Linked DNA regions of Homo sapiens: region 2 is linked to region 1. The links are chromatin loops, found by intact Hi-C in ENCODE. Cell type or tissue: right lobe of liver. All regions are shown on one strand. Links, peaks and the distances in the headings refer to the core of each region. The heading gives the core; the rest is flanking DNA. Region 1 overlaps RMC1 (regulator of MON1-CCZ1). Region 2 overlaps NPC1 (NPC intracellular cholesterol transporter 1).

Region 1 (12,576 bases), core at 592-8,591:
ACATGGTGAAACCCCATCTCTACTAAAAACACAAAAATTAGCCAGGCATGGTGGCGTGCACCTGTTTAATCCCAGCTACTCAGGAGGCTGGGGCAGGAGAATCACTTGAACCTGGGAGAAATCCTTGTAAGGAAGTGTTTTTGTTCAATTACAGGTTGGTAAAAGTGGTTTCTAACACAGTATCTCTTCTTTTAGGTGTTCAGTGGAATCACACTTACAAAATTTGGAGGGATTGTGGTGTTGGCTTTTGCCAAATCTCAAATTTTCCAGATATTCTACTTCAGGATGTATTTGGCCATGGTCTTACTGGGAGCCACTCACGGATTAATATTTCTCCCTGTCTTACTCAGTTACATAGGTAAGAGTTCTCATCTTAAAAGGGTGGCACAATAGAAGGACATTACTGAAAGGGAATTCTATCCTGAGGCATTCTTTTCAAGTATTTGAACTCATACTAATGGTCATTTGATAATGATAAATGATACTGAGTAAAAAAATTTCTTCTAAAAGAAAAAACCCATCCAGGGGATTCATGATGGTGCAGACTACTTTATTAGGAAGTTGTCGATGTTTTTTCTGGAGGCCTGATCTGTCTGCTTCACAAAGGCCTGGAGCCAGTCCTTGAATGGATCTGAGTGTCAGCAGGCAGGGCAGCTCCTCCCTGCCACTGAGATGAAGGAGTCCATCTGGCAGCCAGCTCTCACACCAGCAGTGCTGCAGAACAGCTTTTTATGTCCCTCATGGATTTCCCGTTTCTTAGCAAAGTGCTTGCTGCCTTTCTTCATCTCGAGACTGTCCTTGATCCTTTTACTTCTATGGCCACTTCACCTTGCACAAAAATGACCCACGGTTGAAAGAACAATACTGATTTGCTTCATTTATAGCTTTGTCACTAAATTGAAGCACTGAAGTAGAAGATTAAGAAAATGAGGGGCTTTTTATCATCTCCGGGGGATAGAAAGTAGTTCTATTACAATCTAATATACTAGTTCCTTTTAAGAAAAAAAAAAAAAAAAAGAGATGAGCACTTTGGAAGGCTGAGACAGGAGAATCGTTTGAGACCAGCCTAGGCAACATAGTGAGGCCTCCATCTCTACAAAAATAAAATTAGCCAGGTGAAGTGGTGTGCGTCTGCAGTCCCACCTACTTGTTAGGCTGAGGCAGGAAGCTTGCTTGAGCCCAGAAGGGTGGGCTTAGGATGCAGTGAGTCGTGTTCATACCACTGCACTGCAGCCTGAGGAAGAAAGCAAAGAGCCCATCTCCAAAAGAGAGGGAGAGAGATGTGGTCTCACTCTGTTGTCCAGGCTGGTCTCAAGCAATTCTCCTGCCTCAGTCTTCCAAAGTGGGATTACAGGCGTGAGCCACTATGCCCAGCCAACTAGCTCCCTTTCTCCTGCAGAAATAAGAAAAAGTCTCTCTCTCTCATAGGGCCATCAGTAAATAAAGCCAAAAGTTGTGCCACTGAAGAGCGATACAAAGGAACAGAGCGCGAACGGCTTCTAAATTTCTAGCCCTCTCGCAGGGCATCCTGACTGAACTGTGTCTAAGGGTCGGTCGGTTTACCACTGGACGGGTGCTGCATCGGCAAGGCCAAGTTGAACACCGGATGGTGCCAACCATCGGTTGTTTGGCAGCAGCTTTGAACGTAGCGCCTGTGAACTCAGGAATGCACAGTTGACTTGGGAAGCAGTATTACTAGATCTGGAGGCAACCACAGGACACTAAACTTCTCCCAGCCTCTTCAGGAAAGAAACCTCATTCTTTGGCAAGCAGGAGGTGACACTAGATGGCTGTGAATGTGATCCGCTCACTGACACTCTGTAAAGGCCAATCAATGCACTGTCTGTCTCTCCTTTTAGGAGTAAGCCATCCCACAAGTTCTATACCATATTTTTAGTGACAGTTGAGGTTGTAGATACACTTTATAACATTTTATAGTTTAAAGAGCTTTATTAATGCAATAAATTAACTTTGTACACATTTTTATATAAAAAAACAGCAAGTGATTTCAGAATGTTGTAGGCCTCATTAGAGCTTGGTCTCCAAAAATCTGTTTGAAAAAAGCAACATGTTCTTCACAGTGTTCCCCTAGAAAGGAAGAGATTTAATTGCCAGTTAGATGTGGCATGAAATGAGGGACAAAGAAAGCATCTCGTAGGTGTGTCTACTGGGTTTTAACTTATTTTTCTTTAATAAAATACATTGTTTTCCTAAGTTTTGGGGTTACCCTATCTGCTTTGAGAGACAAATACAAAAGCTAAATGGAAGAGATTCTATCTAACCTGTCCTTATGGTAACTAAATGCCGTCTTACATTGAGCTAGAAATAGACCTAGAAGTTTCATTAGACAGCCCTGATCCTTCCCTATCCTAAAGATGATGTCTTAGGTTGTATAACTATTTGGAGATGAGAATGATCAACCAGGGCCAGGTGCGGTGGCTCAAACCTGTAATCCCAGCACTTTGGGAGGCTGAGGCAGGCGGATCATGAGGTCAGGAGTTTGAGACCAGCCTGGACAATATAGTAAAACCCCATCTCTACTAAAAATACAAAAATCAGCCGGGTGTGGTGGCACGCACCTGTAGTCCCAACTACTCAGGAGGCTGAGGCAGAAGAATCGCTTGAACCCAGCGGAGGTTGCAGTGAACCGAGATCACACCACTGCACTCCAGCCTGGGCAACGGAGCGAGACTCTGTCTCAAAAAAAAAATGAGAATGATCAACCAATGTATACTTCATAAAACTGAAACCTTAATAAGCCCCAGACCCTTTAAAACCCTTAGCCACCATTTGCCGTCTTATTCCTGGCTTTAAGAGATATTCCAAGATCTGCTATAAGAGATGGGCTGTGCCTGATCTGGGTCCTAAATGTGTCTTGACTCAAAACACACCTCCTCGGTGAGTTCCAGAGCATAATTCAGATTCTGTCAGTATACTGAATTCACTCTACTACAAATAATGGGCCAAGGGCTAGGTGGGCTGTTATCAAATTGTGTTGTTTACAAAAATGCTAACCCAGGGTCCTCGCCCACCAGCTGCCAGTGCCCTCTGCTACTCTTTGAGGCTATGGTTACCCCAAGTCTTTTCATTGCATTCTCACCTGGTGTGAAATTGGGGCTCCCTCGCAAACGCTGGTTTCGCTGTTCAAAAAAGCGGAATATTGTATAGAAAAGCATGTTGTCTTCAGTCTGCTTTGCAGCATCTAAAAATTTTCGTGCAGAAATGTTGTCATGGCCACCAATGCCCCGGATAAACCTTAAGGCAGCTAACACTTGGTGTTTGGAAAGGAGAACTTCTACTATTTCATCATTTGCTGTTGAAAGTCGCTAGCAGTAAGGGAGAGAAGTCCAGGTCAGTGCAAACAACAGGAACAGAGTTAGTTTCCATAGTCTAAAACCTCACACATCAGAGTTACCTTCAGCATGTCCAGAGATAGCTGATGAGCAGGAGGATAGAAACTCTCTAGGGATAACAGCAGACAAGCCTGAAAGACATTTTTAGACCCACTTCAGTTGGAAAGATAACGGTTAAAATTTTCCATTTTTAACCACAATGGAAGTAAAAATCTGGCAATGCATACCAAAGGTTTGGAGTCGCTGAGGACGTGGTACTGCAGGAACTGATGCAGCATATAAAAGAGGTTGTGCTGGACAAGGGTTTTGATAACAAGTTCATGTAGGTAATGCTGAGGACAAAAGTAAAAAGTGAAAGAACACTTCCAAATCATTCAGCTACAACAGACTAGAGGCTCCCCAAGGACTGGCTATTCTAACCAACACAGTAAAAGTCTGTCATTACAAGAAGTGGTTTCGTCATGCAGGTAAAGACCCCAACTTGACCTTACACTTCCCATTCCAACTAATAATGTCAGGAGTCACTCAGCATTCTGAGTCAGGGAGGCAGACCTGTCTTAGCATATGAGTCATCTTCTAAGACAGTGACTGTGTTTTTTTTTTAAATTCCTTCTGTTTTAACTTGGGCCCAGATGATTTGAAGGTACCTGTACTGCAATCTGAAACTGGTTAAGAGAACGAATGTATTCCATCAGCACGGCTATCACAAATTTATGAGGCATCTCCTAGGGAGAAAAAAATGTGGTCTTACAAATACCAACGAGGTGCAAAAGAGGCTGCATATAACTCTCTATCCAACCCCCACCTTGTTTCCATCTTAAAATGGCCCAGTGTTCATCTTTCACTGGTTTTGCACACATCGCTCCAGAACCACCCGTCAACAATTATGCTTTAGGCCTCAGCATTAGAAGCCAAACTACCAGCTCTAGGGCCTCACCCAAGGAAACTCCAGTGATTCTAATCACTTCAAGTGACTCTAATCACATGAAGTCTCCTCGTTTTCAGCAACTTCCTTGTTTTGAGCATTCTCAGTCCAGAAGAGGCGGAAAGCTGCAGCCCACCTTCTTTTCCACAAAGGCTGACAGGACATGGGTGTACACATCTGACTGGTCCAGCACCGCCTGGGTCCGCACCGGCCTCTTGAGGAGCGGGCTGCTTCGGCTCTGCCCTGCTTCCACCGCCTGAAAGAAAAAAACCACAAACTATGATCTTCGGCATCTTAGAGGAAGGGTGCTGTTTACAGTTCATCCACAAGGACTGAATTCTTCGATGTGGACCCAGGATATGAGCGGAAAACACTTTCTCTACTTAGATACAACTTTTTCCTGTGCGCATGCCTGTAATCCCAGCTACTCAGGAGGCTGAGGCAGGAGAATCCCTTGAACCCAGGAGGCAGAGGTTGCGGTGAGCCAAGATCTCACCATTGCACTCCAGCCTGGGCAATAAGAACAAAACTCCGTCTCAAAAAAAAAAAAGCAGTTCAGATCCGTGCAGATTATGCAATAGCTGTGGGGTGTAGCCTGAGAACTTGCATTTCCAAGAAACTCCAGATGCTGCTCATGTGGCTGGTCAGTGGCCCACACTGCTGAGTCATGACGGTTTATGGAGCCCAGCAGACCGTGTGGGACGGCACAGAAACTGCCATTTGGGATCAGACCTACTGATTCCCACAGCCCAGAACACCCACAGCAATAGAGTCCAAAAGGACTCAGCCATCCCTCACGTCTGGCAGCGTAGGAATGGACACTGTCCCAGCAACTGGCCCTCTTCAGTGCCTGTCTCAGACCTCTTACCCTTCCATGAACAGCTAAAGGGGAGTGGAGTTCTGGGGCTTTTGTTGGTTTAAAACCATTTTCAGCCTAGGACTAATCAGATCCTGGAATTGAAATAATTCATTCTCCTTGTCCTAAACTTTTCTTCTGGCTTCAGAAGATATGATGTACAAGTAATACAGCGGGAATTGGTGGCGATAAGCCATGGTTATTACCTTGACTACAAACACGCCTGCTAAGTGCTAACACTGAATCGTCACTATCTCAACAGGATTCTTTCCCAAAAGGGAAGAAAGGTGTGGCAAATATAAATATTTCTAATTTAATTTTCTAAGTCCTCACTCTGGCATAACAGAAAAATATACAAAATATTGCAAAGCAGAGACTGATTTTTCTCATCTATAACAGTAGACCAAGGATCTACAGGCAAGATCAAACACAGATGGGAAAAACAAAAACAGTGAAGGTATGAAGTGAGATGCAGCCGCCAGCTCGTGGGATGCAGGGACCCTGAATTTACTACTCCTCCACTATCCCCCACTACTGCCACCTTGCCCTATGGCAGGCGGCAAATCTCAGCGACCTTATTCTAATATATAGGAAACAATTTTGCATCATAATTACTTAGAAAATACCCGGGAGGGGGTGGGGGAGGAGGACCCTTTGTCATACTCCATGTAACTCACCATCGCATAACTCTGCTCGGCATCCAGGTACTTTTTATACTCATGGTTGAGTTTATCAAAAACAGTGGCTATCACGGGCAGCGATGCTCTGTCTGACTCACTTAACACTGGAAAGGCACAATGTTCACACACGGATCAAACCAACTTCATGTCAGCTTCAGAATTTCCACACGTTGCTATGATAAAAACTAATCTCAAAAGGTTACCAATGCAAAAGTACCTTTAAAGGACACTCTACTTTAAAGACCTGACAGCTAGATGTCATTCGCAACCCCTTTCTGGTTACGGTTAAAAAAAAAAAAAAAAAAAAAAGCTATAGCAGGCCAGGCTCAGTGGCACATGCCTATAATCCCAGCACTTTGGGTAGGCCGAGGCAGAAGGATCACTTAACGCTGGGAGTTTGAGACCAGCCTGGGCAACAAGGCAAGACCCCATCTATACCAAAACAAAAACAAACACCAACAGCACATATTGGTAGGGGATTATTATTATTATTTTTTTTTGGATACAGGGTCTTGCTCTGTCGCCCAGGCTGGAGGTACACTGACACAAACGGCTCGCTGCAGCCTCGTCCTCCCGGGCTCAAGGAATCCTCCCTCGGCAGCCTCTGGAGTAGCTGGGGCCACAGGTGTATACCACCAAACTCAGCTAATTTTTTTTTTTTTTTTTTTTTTTTTTGTAGAGACAGGGTTTTGCCATGTTGTCGTCCAGGCTGGTCTCGAACTCCTAGGCTCAGGCAATCCTCCTGCTTCAGCCTCCCAGAGTGCTGGGATTATAAGCATGAGCCACCATGCCTGGCCTCAGTAGGGGATTCTTAAAGAAGACACATATGCAGTGAGTGGCTTGGATTTTGAAAGAGGTGTGTGTGAAGGCCAGGGGTGGTGGCCCACTCCCCTCCTGTGTGCCCACTTTCATTCAGAACCATCCCATTTATTGTTCTTTTCTACCAGTATCTCTACAAATCATCTTTCCATTTAGCAGCCTTTCCTAGGGGGTCACATAGCCACCCCTCACATAAAGAATGAGGCTGTGGGTCACAGACAAGACACAACAATGTAGCCCACATCCCGATAAAAAGTGTTGGGCAGCACAGGCCTCACACTGGAATCAGAGCAAGGGGGAAGGATTCAACTTACTCTGTGAACAGACAGACAGGATGACCATCTTGCATTCCTTTCTCTGGAGGAGAAAGTCCATGAGTCTTCCTTTGTCTGGTAAGAGATTTACTATGGGCTCAAGTTTCACTTGGAGGTTCCAGAGGTAACCTGGATTTTAAGAGGCAGCAAATAAAACAGTATGATGCAAACCGTAACAAAAGCCCAAAAGTGGTTCCCCTAAACATCTGCGGGGCGGGTGGCAGGTGGTGATAAAAAGCCGCAAAGTACAGTCAGTGTAGCTTTTCCTTCCTAACCAAAGCAGAGCTGAGCCATTCAGGAGCAATTCAGGAGCGTGTCTACCACAGGAGGATGACAGCCCAACCACCGCACACCTGGCTGACTCTTTTCCAAGTAACCTCTGCATTCAGGGGCACATCAAAGGTGTAGCTCCTAGTCCTTCATTCCAAACGGGGACTTCCCTAGACCTAGCCCCTCTTTTAACGTTTAAAATAGAAAAAGATGTCAACACGTGGCATCAACTTCAGTCCTGTGCTTTGGTTTCTCCTACAACAGCTCATTAGTTTAAAAGGTAACTCCAGAGGCTCTCAATGGAACATCATAACTCATCCATTCATCGACCCATAAATGTACTGATCACCCACACTGCCAGCATCTGGTGTGGCCTTTCCCAATTGGGATGCCACAGGAGAATGAAGTGCCACATAAAAAATCATCTGGGTGACCCCCTTTTCAGTTGGCCCAAGGCAGGTACAGAGCAGCTGTACAGGAAAACACCAGCGAGATGCACAGGAGAGAAATGACTTCATTACATACATACAGTGGATGTCACATGAGGCTATGGGTTACAGACAAGGCACAACAATGCATTACATACAGTGGATGCCTACAGCATCAGGGCTAATTCTCTCCTCAAGAGTTCTTAGGAATTCCAGAGGAAAGGCAGGAAAATACACAGAGGATTAAAGAGTAACATAGGAGATTCTCTAATAACCAGCCTGGCGAGGTATTAGAGACACAGGGGCAACATGGCAAGACCCTGTCTCTACAAAAAAAAAATTATAGGCCGGCTGTGGTGGCTCACACCTGTAATCCCAGCACTTTGGGAGGCTGAGGTGGGCAGATCACGAGGTCAGGAGATCGAGACCATCCTGGCCAACATGGTGAAACCCCGTATCTACTAAAAATACAAAAATTAGCTGGGTGTGGTGGCGCATGCCTGTAATCCCAGCTACTGGGGAGGCTGAGGCAGGAGAATCGCTTAAACCCAGGAGTTGGAGGTTGCAGTGAGCCGAGATGGCACCACTGCACTCCAGCCTGGTGACAAAGCGAGATTCCGTCTCAAAATAATTATTATTATTATTATAATAAATTAACTGGGCGTGGTGATGTGCGCCTGTAGGCCCAGCTACTTGGGAGGCTGAAGCAGGAGGATCGCCTGAGCCCAGGAGCTCAAGGCTGCAGTAAGCTGAGATAGCACTACTGCACTCCAGGCTGGGTGACGGAGCAAGACCCTGCCTTAAAAAAATAAGATTTCTTTAGGCCGGGCACAGTGGCTCATGCCTGTAATCCCAGCACTTTGGGAGGCCGAGGCAGGCGGATCACCTGAGGTTGGGAGTTTGAGACCAGCCTGACCAACATGGAAAAACCTCGTCTCTACTAAAAATACAAAATTAGCTGGGCGTGGTGGCACATGCCTGTAATCCCAGCTATTCAGGAGGCTGAGGCAGGAGAATCGCTTGAACCCGGGAGGCGGAGGTTGCAGTGAGCCAAGATCACGCCATTGCACTCCAGCCTGGGCAACGAGCAAAACTCCGTCTCAAAAAAAAAAAAAAAAAAAAAAAAGATTTCTCTAATAAAGAGATTACCCAGGAAGAGACAATTAACAGACTGAGGAGGCTTCCTCAGCAAGGCCAGAAAGAGGAGCACACCTCCCGGGCTCATGCAGAACAGAAAAGGGCACGGACACCGGTGGGAAGGTCGATGGGAGAAATGAGGGAGACACCCTGGGGTGGAGTCCGGCTTTCCATCCACCCTGGGGTGGAGTCTGGCTTTTCCAGAATGGGCTTAAGCAGGAGAATGGCATTCTTAGTTGTTGCTTTAATTATTAAAAGTAGTATATGTTCTTGATAAAATGCACATATAGTAAAAAACGTATAAAGTGAAAAAAAAAAATCCCATTCCCACGCTTGAAAGGAGGGGTCATTTCTAAGAGATTCACCTTGAAAACGTCCCTGGCTACAACTGGGATCCAAAGTCAACAAGCACCATGTTGTAACACGACAACTGTCCCCGCTGACCTACCTTGGCTTGCGCTGATAATGATGTCAGGTTGAAAGACAATCCAAGATGAAGAATCCACATGTTATAGGAAATTCTAAACCAGGAAAAGATGAAAACAAAAAGCAAACCCAGTTTCCGCTAGCACTCGCCCCTGCCCACCATGTACTGAGTCCACGCTAAACGCGAGGCCCCTGGACAGTCAGGGAAGCTGCCTGCGGGGTGGCTCTCGGAGTGTTATTCACAGCTGCCCGGAGGAGGACTTCAGGACCACTCTCTGAGGGTGACCACTTGCCCTGTTGTGCACGGTGCCACACCTTAGTAAAGGATACAGAGTTTACATGGAACAGGAGACTGGCTGGTCACGGCAGCAGGACCTACAAATTGAGAAAACATAAGTGCAACGATGCAGTCAGAAAATGCTGCAAATGCTGGTACTTATGACACAAAAGTCAATACTTTTTAATGTCATTACGAAATGTTTATTCAATTGTAGTCAAGGAAGAAATGAACTGTTCCGTCTCACTGAAAGCACGTACGGGGAGGAAGGGGGAAGGAGCTAACAATCCAGGAAAATCTCACCAAGAAAAAGAAAGCATGTCAAGGCTTCAATCACTGTGGTTTGGGTTATTTTTAATAACCAAAGATGACTCATGATCGTTTACATATGCACGTTAAGGAACTGAGAAATTTACTTGAAGGATTCAAAATCAAATACCCAGATCATCCACGGAGAATGTTTCAAATAAATGTGGCTTGTAGCTTAATTATCTTTTTTTTTCTTTAAGAGAGGGTGTTGCTCTGCTGTCCAGGCTTGAGTGCAGTAGTTGATCATAGCCCACTATAACCACGAACTCCTTGGCTCAAGTGGTCCTCCTGCCTCAGCCTTCAGAGTAGCTAGGACTACAGGCATGTGACCATGCCCTAACTTTTTTTCTTTTTTTTTTTTTTTTTTTTTTTTTTGTGAAGACAAGGTCTATGTTACCTAGGCTGGTCTCCAACTCCTGGGCTTAAGTGATCTGCCCACCTCAGCCTCCCAACATGCTGCGATTACAGGCATGAGCCACTGTGCCCAGCCACTTAATTATCTAAATAATTAGTTCGATTATCCATTGCATAGAGTAGGTCCAAGCACAGTGAGCTCGTCTGGGAAGCAGACCCCCAAAACCTCACATGACAGGGACCGTTAACAACCAGTTATACTGCTCATGAGCCATGCAGGCAGCCCTACAAGCTAACCATGACTCCTGGTTCTGTTCCAATTACCCAGGTACAATCAGAAGGCAGGTTTCAATCAGCTGGTCAGAGAAAGGGTCATTGTGAACAGACCACCCAAAGGTAGGAAAGAGCCCAGGCAGACAAGCTTTGGCGAAGAGCACTCGCGCTTTGGACCTAAGTGTCAAGGTCTGCGCCGAGTGCACAGCCCTCACCTTTGGGTGGCTGACCTACACACTGTCAGGTGAGAGCTTTCATTTTTAAGGCCCCCCAGATGATCCTAATATGTAGTCAGATTGAGACCCACTGTTCTAACAGGCCCAAAACAAAAAGAAAAAGGGTGGCTGACTCTTCCCAAAAGTGCTGGTTATATCTTTCTCAACAGGCCCATTCAATTCCTGAGCACGCCCACCCAGTGGCAGCACAGTGGGCAAGACACACGGATGCATCAAGCCGCCAGGGCTCACAGCCCAGCAGGAAACAAAAGGAGAGTCACTAACCTCTGAAAATGCTTTGCAGCCCACACTACCTAGATCCCCAGACCCTCAGTGGATTCCTGATTTCCTCCTATTGATCTCTGCACGGGCTGTTACTGTGACCAGGCCTCGCATCTGTTCCCTTATGACCAGATGGTTAGAACCTGATGCCTCCTAACTGGTCCTGTACCACCGGAACAGAGCTGAAGGTTCTAAGCCAGGGGTGTCCAATGTTTTGGCTTCCCTGGGCCTTAAGAGGAAGAAGAAGAATGGTCTTGGGCCACACATAAAATACACTAACACTAACAATAGCTGATGAGCTTAAAAAATATCATTAAAAAAATCTCATAATGTTTTAAGAAAGTTTAAGAATTTGTGTTGGGCTGCATTCAAAGCTGTCCTGGGCCACATGTGGCCCACAGACCGTGGGTTGGACAGGCTTGTTCTAAATGTTTAGTTTTTTTCCCCCAATTCACCAGCAGTTACCTTCATGCCAAGTGGGCAGCAGACACAAGACAATCACTTGGCAAAATCTATTCTTTCAATACTAACATTATTTACAAAGGAAAAGGAAGAAGCTTGAAAGAACACAGAAAGCCAAAAGACCTAATTGAACGTCTGTTAAGAACCAGCTCCTTCCTCCAACTGTGCCAGAAAGTAACTAAGCTTTTGGCTGGTCCAGCAAGACAGGGCAGTCAGGCTGACAATGGTGCTCTTGCTGAACTTTCAGCCAGAGTGCGATTCTGAACTCCCGGGTGAACGGTACAAGGAAATCCTGACTGCAGGCTGGGTCAACCCGCCCAATGCCATCGGACAAAGAATAAAACATTACTACTAGGGTTCCAAATGTGAGCCATCTGACTACGTCTTGCACACTGAAACCTCAGACTAGCCAATTCTGCACTCCAATCTCCTTCAAAAGAGAGCCGGGAGAGACTGCTGCGAGGGACAGGCACAGAAGAAAGACCCTGTGAGAACACAGTGAGAAGGTGGCCATCTGCAAAGAGGCCTGCCAGGAGGGAGGCCTCAGAAGAAAGCAAACCTGCAGACATCTTGATCTTGAACTTCTAGCCTCCAGAACTGTGAGAAAATAAAGTTCTGTTTAAGGAAAAAAAAAAAAGAGAGAGAGTGTGTGTTGAATATTCTTTCAGTTCTATCTTAAAATCAATTACACTGGAAAAAGGCAAAACGAAGCAAATAAATGACTTCTTTCCCTTTTCCTGAATTCCTGACCTCCACTCTTCTGACTTCCCAACCCCACCTCTCCAGACAGAAGGAGGACTGATTTGGGTAAGCCTAAGAGCCACAGCCGAAGCACTTACTGTGACTGTCAGTCCCAAAGAATGCAATATTCATCATCACTGTCACACGGAATGTGAGAAAGAGAAAAGTGATCCCAGGTTACAGTAACAAACCTACAGCCAAAGTTAATTTCAGCGTTACAGAGCTAAGGCAAACAGAAAACGTTACGGGTGTATTCAATATTAAAACATATTTCACCATCAACGGCTAATCAAAACTATCCATTCTAAAGCTCAGGGAAGATAAATTATTCTATTTCCTCCCAAGGGAGATTCATCTATCTTAGAAAATGCTTTTTTCACAACATAATTTTAGCTTATAGGATCAGTAGTAGTTGCATTTTTTAAAAAACTAGAACAGGCTGGGCATGGTGGCTC
Region 2 (11,912 bases), core at 2,447-10,446, 46 kb before region 1:
ACACTGTGAACATTCCATAGGGAAAAAACTGCAGACAGTGTATACTGGCACCCACTTTCATAGTTTTGTTTTAGTTTTGTGGCTCCTAAATGTCTAAGACTAACTAGTAATATGACCTTGGGTGAGTCACATAAAAAACCAGAAGCTAAAGGGGTTATCTGTAAAACGAAGAGTTGGACTAGCTGAGCACACCTAGCACTCAAAATATATGACTTAAACACCCACATGCAGGCAGGCCTGGTGCACACACAAATTATCCTTTGTTATGTAGATACGTTCATGCCAGGTTGGCTATAAAACACTTCCAGAGATTTCCGTCAATAGAAGTCAGACCAGCCCGGCAGCCTCCACCCTAAATGCCCTGCCATATTTGTTTGGTCTGCCTCCCTGACTCCAAAGAAGCAGCAGGCAGCTTAATCTCTGGACAGGATTCTTCATGCCACTCCCTCCACTCCAGCCTGTGTTGTCCTGACTGGCCAGGCCAGCCTCTGCTCTCTGGAGAAGCAATGAGGTAGGGAAGTTAACCAGCAAGCCCCTCTCCTCCATCGCCTCACTGGAGCTTGAGCTGGGTATCTCTCCATGTTTTGCCATTAGCTTTACCCATCCAGGACAGGGGCACAAGTGTTGGTGCCAAGCCCTGCACTCCCAGCTCTGGTGGATGGCCAAGTCCTACCCTGGGGTTGAGGACTGTCAGTGATACTGAGTAAGGGAGTCATTGCTTGACAACTGCCTAGAGAGATACTTTAAAAGATAGGAATGGGAGGCATTATTTCTACAAGTGAACAAGTTTATATTGAAGGAACACTTGTATAGGATCATCATGGATGGGACAGTTCATCTCCAGTGCATTCTCCAATTCTGAGGATACATCACTGCACAAACTGGACTAGAGTTTAAATGGTACAGAAGCTGGGGGTAGGGGAGGCAGGAGGACAAGGGGGATGGGTGGAGAATGCTTAACTTGGTGTTCAAAATCATGTTATTTATGAGCCATGTGACCTCAGAGTATCTTTGAGCCTGAGTTCACTTACCTGTAAAATTCTGCTGTGCTACTGCATAGAGTATCTGAGAAAATGAGGCATGCAGTCGATGTTTGGTATTTTTGTTTCATTTATTTATTTTACTGCCATGCCTCGAGAACAATAGATGTTCAGTAAGTATTTGAATATGTTAGTTAATGCTTTAGGATTTCCTAAAGGCAGTGGAATAGAATTCTCACTGAGTTCAGAGCTTTTCTGATAATAATGTGTGCTTATGGAGCTCCTGAATGGGGTCCAATTTAGCAGTTGCTATAGTTGCTGAGATATAGCACAAGGGGCATTTTTTTTTTTTTTAGATGGAGTCTCTCTCTGTTACCCAGGCTGGAGTGCAGCGGTGCGATCTCAGCTTACTGCAACCTCCGCCTCCCGGGTTCACGCCATTCTCCTGTCTCAGCCTGTAGCTGGGACTACAGGCACCTGCCACCATGCCCGGCTAATTTTTTGTATTTTTAGTAGAGACGGGGTTTCACTGTGTTAGGCAGGATGGTCTCGATCTCCTGACCTCGTGATCTGCCCACCTCGGCCTCCCAAAGTGCTGGGATTACAGGCATGAGCCACTGCACCTGGCCTAGAAGGGGCTTTTTTTTAACCTTTCCTGAACTGTTCCTATCGTTGAAAGAAGCTTCCCTATCCAGTCATTTTCTTAGTAATTAAACTCTAGAGCATGTTGTGAAATATCCATATGATCTAACCTTTAAAAATAGAAACTCTTTAGCTGTGTAACTACTAAATTCTGGGTAGAAGCCAAAACAATCAGCACTTCTCATTTCTGAACTTAGATAATCCAGTTGTACTCCCTCAGCTCATTGTGAGTTTTGACAAGTTCTGCATCCATGAACACCAGATGTAATACAATAGGGAATTTCAAAGGAAGGATTACACACCTAGGCTCTGCCCTCTAGGATTTTACCGTCTTACAAGGGAGTTGAGACAAAAGTGAGAAAATACTCTGGCAACTTCTCCCAACATCACAACTTTGCAATTCTCATAAATTTTGCTTGATCCTAGGGCATGACCAAGGCAGAGGCAGGCAGGTCCTACTTCATGTGGGAGAGAAGGAAGGAAGGGTAGGCAGTTAGAGTGATAGGTTTGGAATACTGTAGAAAGGAGAGTGGGCAGAGCCAGAGTGAGGTGTCTGAAGCTTGTCGCACAGGCAGTGGGAAGGGTGGGTTGGAGGTTTCTGAGCACCAGAAAACTTTGAGCATTGTTCCGGAAGAGGCAAGCGGCAGGCATCTGCACCAGAGACACTGCCGGGTCCGAGTGAGGGCAGGAGGCTGCACGAGGGAGCCTCCCTGGGAGTGAGCGATAGGTTCGCTATGGGAGGTGGGTTCGAAAGGTGCCTGAGATTTTCATTTGAAACTCTGTTGAAGAGGAATTGGCAATAGAGGAGGAAATACAAATAGAGGAAAGATTGGTTTCGTCTTAAGCACTGAGGCTGTTGGGCAGCTAGTGGAAAGTGCTGCTGGAGAGAAGCTGGAGATCACTGAAGCTGAGAGAGGGGTTTGTGGATATAATTAGAGCAGTGTTTCTAGGGAGGTGCAGGTGAAGGGACTGAGAGAGAGATGAGGTTAAAAACACAGAAGAGAAAGAGATGGAGGTGTGGAGGCCCCTGAGGTGGAGCAGCTGCAGAGGCAGGCCTGGGGGCCAGGAGGCTGGCTCTCCACTTTCAGCTGTTGGTGAGAAGGGAGTGAAGGCTGAGCAGCTCCCATTGTGCAGCTGTTGAGTGCACAGGTGCTCGTGCTCTTGCACACGGTGGGGTTTGGGGAGGGTGTGATGCTACAGGGAGGACTTTCATGATGCAGCTGATTCTCTTTTATTGAGAGTCTGTTTCTGGAGTCACCTGCTCTGTTTTGAATCCTGGCTTTGCCACTGTGACCTTGGACAAGTTGTTTAGCCTCAGTGCCTTCGTTTCTGCATCTGTAAAAGGGGTATAATAACGCCTCCCTCATCAAACTGTTGTAGGATTAATTGGGTTAACATATTGAGAGGTGACAGCGTGCTGGCAGTCCTCAGAGCCCTTGCTTGCTCTCGGCACCTCCCCTGCCTGGGCTCCCACTTTGGTGGCATTTGAGGAGCCCTTCAGTCCCCCACTGCACTGTGGGAGCCCCTTTCTGGGCTGGCCAAGGCCGGAGCCCACTCCCTCAGCTTGCAGGGAGGTGTGGAGGGAGAGACACGAGCAGGAACCGGGGCTGTGTGCGGCACTTGCGGGCCAGCTGGAGTTCCGGGTGGGCGTGGGCTTGGTGGGCCCCACACTCGGAGCAGCCAGCCAGCCCTGCTGGCCCCGGGCAATGGGGGACTTAGCACCCGGGCCAGTGGCTGCAGAGGGTGTACTGGGTCCCCCCAGCAGTGCCGGCCCACCGGCGCTGCGCTCGATTTCTCGCTGGGCCTTGGCTGCCTTCCCACGGGGCAGGGCTCGGGACCTGCAGCCCGCCATGCCAGAGCCTCCCACCCCCTCCGTGGCCTCCTGTGCAGCCTGAGCCTCCCCGACGAGCGCCACCCCCTGCTCCACGGCGCCCAGTCCCATCGACCACCCAAGGGCTGAGGAATGCAGGCGCACGGCGCAGGACTGGCAGGCAGCTCCACCTGCAGCCCCGGTGCGGGATCCACTAGGTGAAGCCAGCTGGGCTTCTGAGTCTGGTGGGGACGTGGAGAGTCTTTATATCTAGCTCAGGGATTGTAAATACACCAATCAGCACCCTGTGTTTAGCTCAAGGTTTGTGAGTGCACCAATCAACACTCTGTATCTAGCTGCTCTGGTGAGGACGTGGAGAACCTTTATGTCTAGCTCAAGGATTGTAAATACACCAATCAGCACCCTGTGTTTAGCTCAAGGTTTGTGAGTGCACCAATCGACACTCTAGCTGCTCTGGTGAGGACGTGGAGAACCTTTATGTCTAGCTCAAGGATTGTAAATACACCAATCGGCACTCTGTATCTAGCTCAAGGTTTGTAAACACACCAATCAGCACCCTGTGTTTAGCTCAAGGTTTGTGAGTGCACCAGTCGACACTCTGTATCTAGCTGCTCTGGTGGGGCCTTGGAGAACCTGTGTGTGGAAACTCTGTATCTAACTAATCTGATGGGGACGTGGAGAACCTTTGTATCTAGCTCAGGGATTATAAACGCACCAATCAGCACCCTGACAAAACAGGCCACTCGGCTCTACCAATCAGCAGGATGTGGGTGGGGCCAGATAAAAGAATAAAAGCAGGCTGCCCAAGCCAGCATTAGCAACCCGCCCGGGTCCTCTTCCATGCTGTGGAAGCGTTGTTCTTTCGCTCTTTGCAATAAATCTTGCTACTGCTCACTCTTTGGGTCCACACTGCTTTTATGAGCTGTAACACTCACCGCGAAGATCTGCAGCTTCACTCCTGAGCCCAGCGAGACCACGAGCCCACTGGGAGGAACGAACAACTCCAGACGCGCTGCCTTAAGAGCTGTAACACTCACCGCGAAGGTCTGCAGCTTCACTCCTGAGCCAGCGAGATCACGAACCCACCAGAAGGAAGAAACTCCGAAAACATCTGAACATCAGAAGGGACAGATTCCAGACGCGCCACCTTAAGAGCTGTAACGCTCACCGCCAGGGTCCGCGGCTTCATTCTTGAAGTCAGTGAGACCAAGAACCCACCAATTCCGGACACAATGTGAAGAGCATTTAAAATAGTGCCTAAGCCTAGGACACCGCCAGTGCTTTGTAAGTCTTTGGGTCCTGCTGGCTTAGGTTGCTTCTTTCGGCAGGATGACTTTTTTTTTGAGACCAGTTTTCACTTTGTTGTCCAGGCTGGAGTGCAGAGGTGCTATCTCAGCTCACTGCAGCCTCAACCTCCTGGGTTCAAGCTGATCTTCCCAGCTCAGCCTCCGGAGTAGCTGGGACTATGGGCATGTGCCACTAGGCTCGGCTAATTTTTGGCTGTTGTTGTTTTTGTTTGTTTTGTTTTTTTGTTTGTTTTTTGAGACAGTTTAGCTCTTGTTGCCCAGGCTGGAGTGTAATGGCACAATCTTGGCTCACCACAACCTCCGCCTCTCGGGTTCAAGCAATTCTCTTGCCTCAGCCTCCTAAGTAGCTGGGATTACAGGCATGCACCCCCCACACCTGGCTAATTTTGTATTTTCAGTAGAGACAGGGTTTCTCCATGTCGGTCAGGCTGGTCTCGAACTCCTGACCTCAGGTGATTCACCTGCCTCAGCCTCCCAAAGTGCTGGGATTACAGGTGTGAGCCACCGTGCCCGGCCTGTTGTTGTTGTTGTTTTTAAGAGACAGGGTTTCACTGTGTTGCCCAGGCTGGTCTCAAACTCCTGGGCTCAAGCGACCCACCTGCCTTGGCTTCCCAAAGTGCTGGGATTATAGGCGTGAGCCACCACTTCCAGCCAGGATGACTTTTTTTTTTTTTTTTTTTTTTTTTTTGGTCTTCTCTGCTGTGTCTCTAGAAGATGACCTTTTGAGAAGCAAACCTGAATGTTGATTCAAGCCCAAATTTCCTGGGCTCAGGTGTTAATTTTTTAAGTCTTTGGAACCTCTTTGCCGAGGTCTCAAGCAGGTAGAAGACATTAATAATAATTCCTTATATTTGATTGCGTGGTGCTCTGTAGTTTACTGAGTACTTACTATATATGTACAGATAGGCCCTTATTTGATCTTCACAGGAACCTGTGAGGTAGGCAGAGCTTATGAGCTTCATTTCCCAGGTAGGAAAACTCCTACGTGGTTACGTAACCTGCTCCAGGTGTGATCCCAGGTGCAATCCAGCTCAACAAGCACACTGAGCCTCAGGAGCTCTTGGGATCAGAACCCAGGACTCGATCCCACTCCGTGCCGCCTTCTCACCCACCCCTCTTCCACCAAGTGGGTGGAAATAGCACTTGCTTTGAAATAAGTAACGAATGATCTTTGTGAAAAGGAACCTAAACAGCAGTGGGCCATCTTTATTCACATCTATAGTACCAAGTGCTGAGTAAGGGGATTTTAGACTCCAGACACCCGTCCTGTTTGTCAGGCCAGAGCTGCAGTGTGTTGACTGCACATCTGTCTCTTGTCACTCCTGCTCCTGTGGGTAACCAGCCAGAGTGCCCCTGAGGCAGAGACAGGCCAATCCCTGGAGAGTTCTGCGAGGTCTAGGGAAGAGTTCTTTGTATTTAAAATTTCATGTGAACTTCAGCAGTTTCCTCTGCCTCTGTAGTCAGCTTTTGCCTTTTCAAACTTTAGTTAGATGGATAATGACTTTTACTCATTAGGACTTTTTTCCATTAGTTGGAAACCCAGAGTTGCAATACGTTTCTTTTTTCCTTAGAATCACCGGGTTTATGGGAATAACAATTGGGATTCTCTTTATATAAAAATAGTGGTGGAATCTTGGCACAGGGTTCATATGTGGCTTTGTTGAAGGCTTGTTGTCACTTCCTTATTTGTATAATTTCCCTCCTTTGTGGCCTAAACATGACTTTCAAAGAGTCAAGAGGAGTTAAGTCCTAATTTTTATTTTAGAACATCTGAAAAATGAATTCAGAGAAAAGTGATATTGATGCCTTGGATTTCCCCACACATACAAATCCCAATCTCCTGCTGACTTTTTCTCATGTTTTTGGGCTTCAGGGACTGTTGTGGGATTTGTATTTTGATACTGAAGGACCAACACAGACTGACTTAGCTTCTTGCCTGTGTGCAGGTCATGTGCCACTGTCACTGGAGAGAATTTCATGTTGTGACTTCTGTTCAGATTTGTTTTTTTTTTATGGCTTTCCCATCAGGGTTCTTGGGAGCCATGGCTGCTTCTTGATATCTTCTGTTTCCCTGTAGAACAGACGATTGCAGGCCCGGGGCCCTGGCAAGCTGGGCCCTCTGTGGCTTTCTGAGTCCATTGTGAGGCAGAGGATCAGGTGCGTTTTGGGCAGCAGCCTTCAGAGCAAGGCACTGACCTGATGATTCACACTGACCCCTCCCCTCCGCTGAATTTTCTGACAACCTTGTGACTCTCACATGGGAAATGTGAGTGGTTTTTGAGAAATCTTTACATAAGAGGTTTTAAAATTTTCTTTTGAGATTGCCTCGGTGTTTTTCCTTAAAGTTAGCACATTCTTTGCTTTCTACTTCAGCCTCAAGGACAGGAAGTTCATTCTCGCTCTTTACATTGGGGTGTTGATGTTTGTGGTTTTGTTGTTTTGTTCTTCATGTTACTCATGATGTATTGATATTAATTAACCTAAATACATATGGAAATATTCTTTCATTACTTAGAGCTTATATAGTTCCTGGTGCAGATGTGCAAAAATAGTGCTTTAGTAATTGCTAAGTCACTATCTTGCTTTTCTCTCTACTGTGATTGAGTATTTCTTACATGGAACTATAGCTTCCTCTTATCAACAAATAAGCAGGAAATAGAAATTATGTAAATAAGCAATTTCCATTACCTACTTCACTGACTTGACAAATAGGCATTTGGTCTGCTTTAATTAATATTTTTCAAAATGTTAAGTGCCTGTTGCTGTTACTTAATTTTGCAGGTAGCATTGGAAGTTTCTGTGATTGTACTTGAGTGGGCACTTCTTGTTGAAATTTACCATTGAGACCCTGGTAACACTGAAGTTTGTGTTGACTTTCTGTAGGTGTTTTCACAGTCCTGTGTTTGGTATGGAGAGTGTGGAATTGCATATGGGGACAAGAGGTACAATTGCGAATATTCTGGCCCACCAAAACCATTGCCAAAGGATGGATATGACTTAGTGCAGGTAAGTTCATTATCTTAGGCACTGGGAACACAAAATGCTGATCACAAGATCCTCTGTAATTATTCCTTAAATGTTATTGCAGGGTGGAGGTGGAGATGAGACTAACAGGCTTAAGTCTTATCCCGGACTCTCAAACTCTAACCTGTGGCATACAGTGCAGAGAAAGAACACCGTAACTCCAAAGGCTTAATTTTTCAGGGGCTGACTTTATACCTCTCATAAAGTTTCCCAATAGCAGGTTGCTATTTAGAGACTGACCTTGGTACTTCGTATGTTGCCCTTGCAGCATCTGCAAAATATATTAGAAGTTAGCTGGTTTTGATTCCTAGATTTCAGGACTCAAATGGACTCTGTTGCTAAGTGGCTTTGACGTCCTTGTCCCCTGGTCATTTCAGTGTTTTCTCTGTGTTCCACTGAGAGCCTGTGAATTTTGGCTGCTACCAGGATTCTGATTCCTGTTCTTTTTTTACCATCCTGTGATACACAGGGATATTAGAACTGGAAAAATCATGTGAAAAGCCTGGTTTTAGAGGCTTAAAGTAATCAAAAGTCAAGTCGACATGATAACAGAGTTCCTAGGCTCACTTGTTCGTTTCTTTTCTGTTTTTGAGACAGAAGGAGCCTTGCTCTTTTATCCTGGCTGAAGGCTAGAGTGCAGTGGCACAATCACGGCTCACTGTGTCCTCGACCTCCTGAGCTCAAGCAATCTCTCAACTCAGCGTCCCAAGTAGCTGGGACTACAGGCACATGCCACAACCCCTGGCTAATTTTTTAAAAATTTGGGGAGATGGGGCTTCACCATGTTGCCTAGCCTGGTCTCAAACTCCTAGGCTCAAGCAATCCACCCTCCTCAGCCTTCCTAAGTACTGGGAGTACAGGCATGAGCCACAGTACCTGTCCTCACTTGCTGCTTTCATCATAATTATTAAAGGTTTCAACTTTCCCTGGAATTACTAATAGAAATAGTAAGTAGCACTCTGGTTGAATTGAATCAAACAAACAAAAAACCCTAAGAAGACATAAAATGATTGTCAGGAGAGGAGAGAAAGCTTCCAAATAAAAAGAAAATTAGAAACATCTCTACTTGTGAATAAATAGTAAATGTGTAGCCTTTTAAAATAATTCTATAATAACTTTGCAAATACAGGATGTGTCTTACCCTTTTGTACTTCAAAAGGATTACATGAATGAATGTGTCTTAGTTCACTGAGGAATGTTGACCTTACTCTAACTGTTGCCTACTCCCGTGTCTGTGCTCTTTCACCTGAAAGGAACTCTGTCCAGGATTCTTCTTTGGCAATGTCAGTCTCTGTTGTGATGTTCGGCAGCTTCAGACACTAAAAGACAACCTGCAGCTGCCTCTACAGTTTCTGTCCAGGTAGGTTCTGCTGGGGAAACAGAACAACTGGGCTGTAGATACTTGTGAACTGGTAATGCTCAGCTTTCCATTTATTCTTTGTTTACATATTTTTATTTATTATATGTCTATATTATATGTATATTATATATTTATACATATATGTATACATGTAAAGTAGGTGAATATATATTTATGTATTAAAAATACATGTATGTATAATGTGTATGCATGCGTGTGTGTATAATAGAGACAGAGTCTCACTCTGCTGCCCAGGCTAGAGTGCAGTGGTTTGTGGTGTGATCACAGCTCACTGCAGCTTAAACTTCCTAGGCTCCAGTGATTGTTCTACCTTAGCCTCCTGAGTAGCTAGGACTACAGGCATGCACTACCATGTCTAGCTAATTTTATTTATGTTTTTCTTTATTTTTTTTTTTTTTTGAGACAGACTCTTGCTCTGTCACCGAGGCTGGAGTACAGTGGCATGATCTCAGCTTACTGCAACCTCCTCCCGGGTTCAAGCGATTCTCCTGCCTCAGCCTCCCCAGTAGCTGGGACTGCAGGCACATGCCACCACACCTAGCTAAGTTTTATATTTTTAGTAGAGGTGGGGTTTCACCATGTTGGCCAGGCTGGTCTCAAACTCCTGACCTCAAGTCATCTACCCGCCTCAGCCTGGTTATTACAGGCTGGGATTACAGGCATGAGCCACTGCACCTAGCCTAATTTTTATTTTTTTCTAGAGATGAGGGTCTCACTATGTTGGCCAGGCCTGGTCTCAAATGATCCTCCCACCTTAGCCTCCCAGAGTGCTGGATTATAGGTGTGAACCACAGTTCCCAGCCAGTTTTTTTTTTTTTTTAAAGTCAGTTTTTGTTTTGTTTTAAGAAAGCACTCTTACAATTTGTCAGAAATAAAGAGAAAAACAATAATTACCAGACTTGGTTCACTTCCCAGTTGCATTCAGAGTTGATGCTTGGTTTCCTCTGCGATGTTCTCACCCTGCAGGGTGTCTGCACTGCGGCCAGGCTCCTTTCAAACTTGAGCTGTGCACTGTGGGGAAGAGAGGTTCCTAGGGGTCCTGCTCAGGTGCCTGGCCTGAGACTCTCATCATGCAGTCCTTCCTCTCCCCCCATGCTTTGCTTTGCACATCATTCTTGTCCCTCCCTCTGGTGAAGGGTTGTGATAGAGTCAGGTCCTCAGTAGAGCCGGCCTCGGGGAGCTGTTAAAAATTTTGTTCTGCTGTAGCTGGCTGGTTTTGTCAAACTTAGTTTTTTATCTGTTCTGTTGGCTATGACCCTGAGCAGTGAAAAAGGGCTTGGTAATAGATGTTCTTCTCTAGGCCTAGCCAGCAATTCTCAAATATGCAAAAGAGCAAGCTGGTAGTGGTCTTTAGAACAGCAGATTGTGGTATCTTTCTAAATTTTTCAGACTTCAGCACACTGATAAAGATGTTTGGGAAGCAAATATTAAAAAGGGAAAATGCTTCTCTGCACAAATATCACTGCAGGTGGTGATAGGGCACAAGTTGGCTTCCAGTGAAGAAATTCTGCTTCTTACCAAAAGTTAACAATAGAGAATGGAAAACCACCACTAAATTGTTTTTTCAGAACAACAAAAGTTGAGGCTGTAATTGGGCCAGCATATCCTATGAAAGGCTTGTGAACATTGATGGAACCAAATTGGAGCCTTGTACACTCAGTCAAAACACATTTATTTAGGATCCACCGTAGGTGAGGCATTATGGACATACGGACATAAACATAAAAAGATAGCCAACCTTTCTCCATATTATCAGAGGTACCAAAGCTTGATTTATAATAGCAAACAGGAGAAACAACCTGATATTTGGAAAAATATACAGCTGTCAAAATTAGTGATTGTGGGCATTAAATGTAGTAACATGGAAAAGGTTTGAAAACTGTGTACCCCAAGAGTGATTCCTATTAGAATAATACAATTGTGGTTTCTGGCTTTGTTGCAGTAAAGCAGTGGGGCTCCTGAAAGAAAGAGAGTCTGTGCTTCTCTGTCTCCTTCACTAGAACAGAGACTCTTGAAGGCCAGGACACACTTTTTTCATTCTTTGTCTTACATGGTCACTGGGACTGAATCGGAGTCTAAAGTAATCTTGATTGCAAGAATGCAAGTCTAATGAAACAGCTTTTGCAAGTAACAGTGGACCAAAGGGAAAAGAGAGCTCTTTTATCATGTAACAAGTCAACATTAGGAGCTTAAACTTTGAACCTGAAGGATAGCAGGCAGCTTATGGTTCTTGTGCAGTTGTGTGCTCCTGAAGTGCATGCAGCCAGAGAACAACATTGCTGTTCTCTATCTTTACAAACCATGGGGATTTCTCCTTGTGTTTCAGGAGGGCCTAGTGATTTTCCGGGGCTTGAAAGAAAACCTTTCAATAGGTTATAAGATGAAGATTCTCATAATTCTCATTATTTTATTTTCTTCTTAATCAAAACTGTCAGCTGGTGCAGCGCTCATGTCGATAATCCCAGCACTTTGGAAGGCCAAGGCAGGAGGGTTGCTTGAGTTTAGGAGTTTGAGACCATCCTGGGCAACACAGACCCACATCTCTACAAAAACATTTTAAAAATTAGCCAGGTGTGGTGGTGTGCACCTGTAGTCCTAGCTACTTGGGAGGCTGAGGTGGGAGGATTGCTTGAGCCTAGGAGCTCAAGGTTACAGTGAGCTGTGATCACACCACTGCACTCAGCCTGGGCGACAAAGTGAGACCCTTTCTCAAAAAATAATAATAATTGTCTTCCTGATGCTCCAAA

The links. Hi-C counts contacts between places; a loop is a spot of excess contacts. Peaks named below come from ENCODE experiments on the same cell type or tissue, not always from the same donor. Only the 100,000 strongest peaks of a DNase experiment are listed, where the experiment ranks them.
Region 2: it touches region 1 in a loop (2.3-fold over the local background); 94 of 110 quality-filtered maps call a loop at or near these places.

The regions. Positions count from the first base shown.
Region 1 is chr18:23,521,137-23,533,712 of GRCh38, reverse strand. It overlaps RMC1 (regulator of MON1-CCZ1), which reads right to left. Exons shown (of 20, transcript NM_013326.5): 11 at 9,539-9,583; 12 at 9,231-9,284; 13 at 6,948-7,076; 14 at 5,812-5,918; 15 at 4,415-4,534; 16 at 4,001-4,078; 17 at 3,581-3,685; 18 at 3,416-3,484; 19 at 3,101-3,326; 20 at 1,891-2,088. The coding sequence ends at 2,009. NPC1 (NPC intracellular cholesterol transporter 1) reads left to right here. Exons shown (of 25, transcript NM_000271.5): 24 at 196-358; 25 at 1,429-2,271. The coding sequence ends at 1,511. Among named protein-coding and RNA genes, the nearest start is that of RMC1, 24 kb to the right of the region's middle. RefSeq lists an enhancer at 3,446-4,645. In right lobe of liver, for the core only: no CTCF peak of the experiment used is centred there; a DNase peak (open chromatin) is centred at 4,938; H3K27ac peaks cover 1,417 bases.
Region 2 is chr18:23,569,306-23,581,217 of GRCh38, reverse strand. It overlaps NPC1 (NPC intracellular cholesterol transporter 1), which reads left to right. Exons shown (of 25, transcript NM_000271.5): 2 at 7,644-7,766; 3 at 9,038-9,144. Among named protein-coding and RNA genes, the nearest start is that of NPC1, 11 kb to the left of the region's middle. RefSeq lists enhancers at 3,867-5,066, 6,839-7,133. In right lobe of liver, for the core only: no CTCF peak of the experiment used is centred there; a DNase peak (open chromatin) is centred at 6,957; H3K27ac peaks cover 3,241 bases.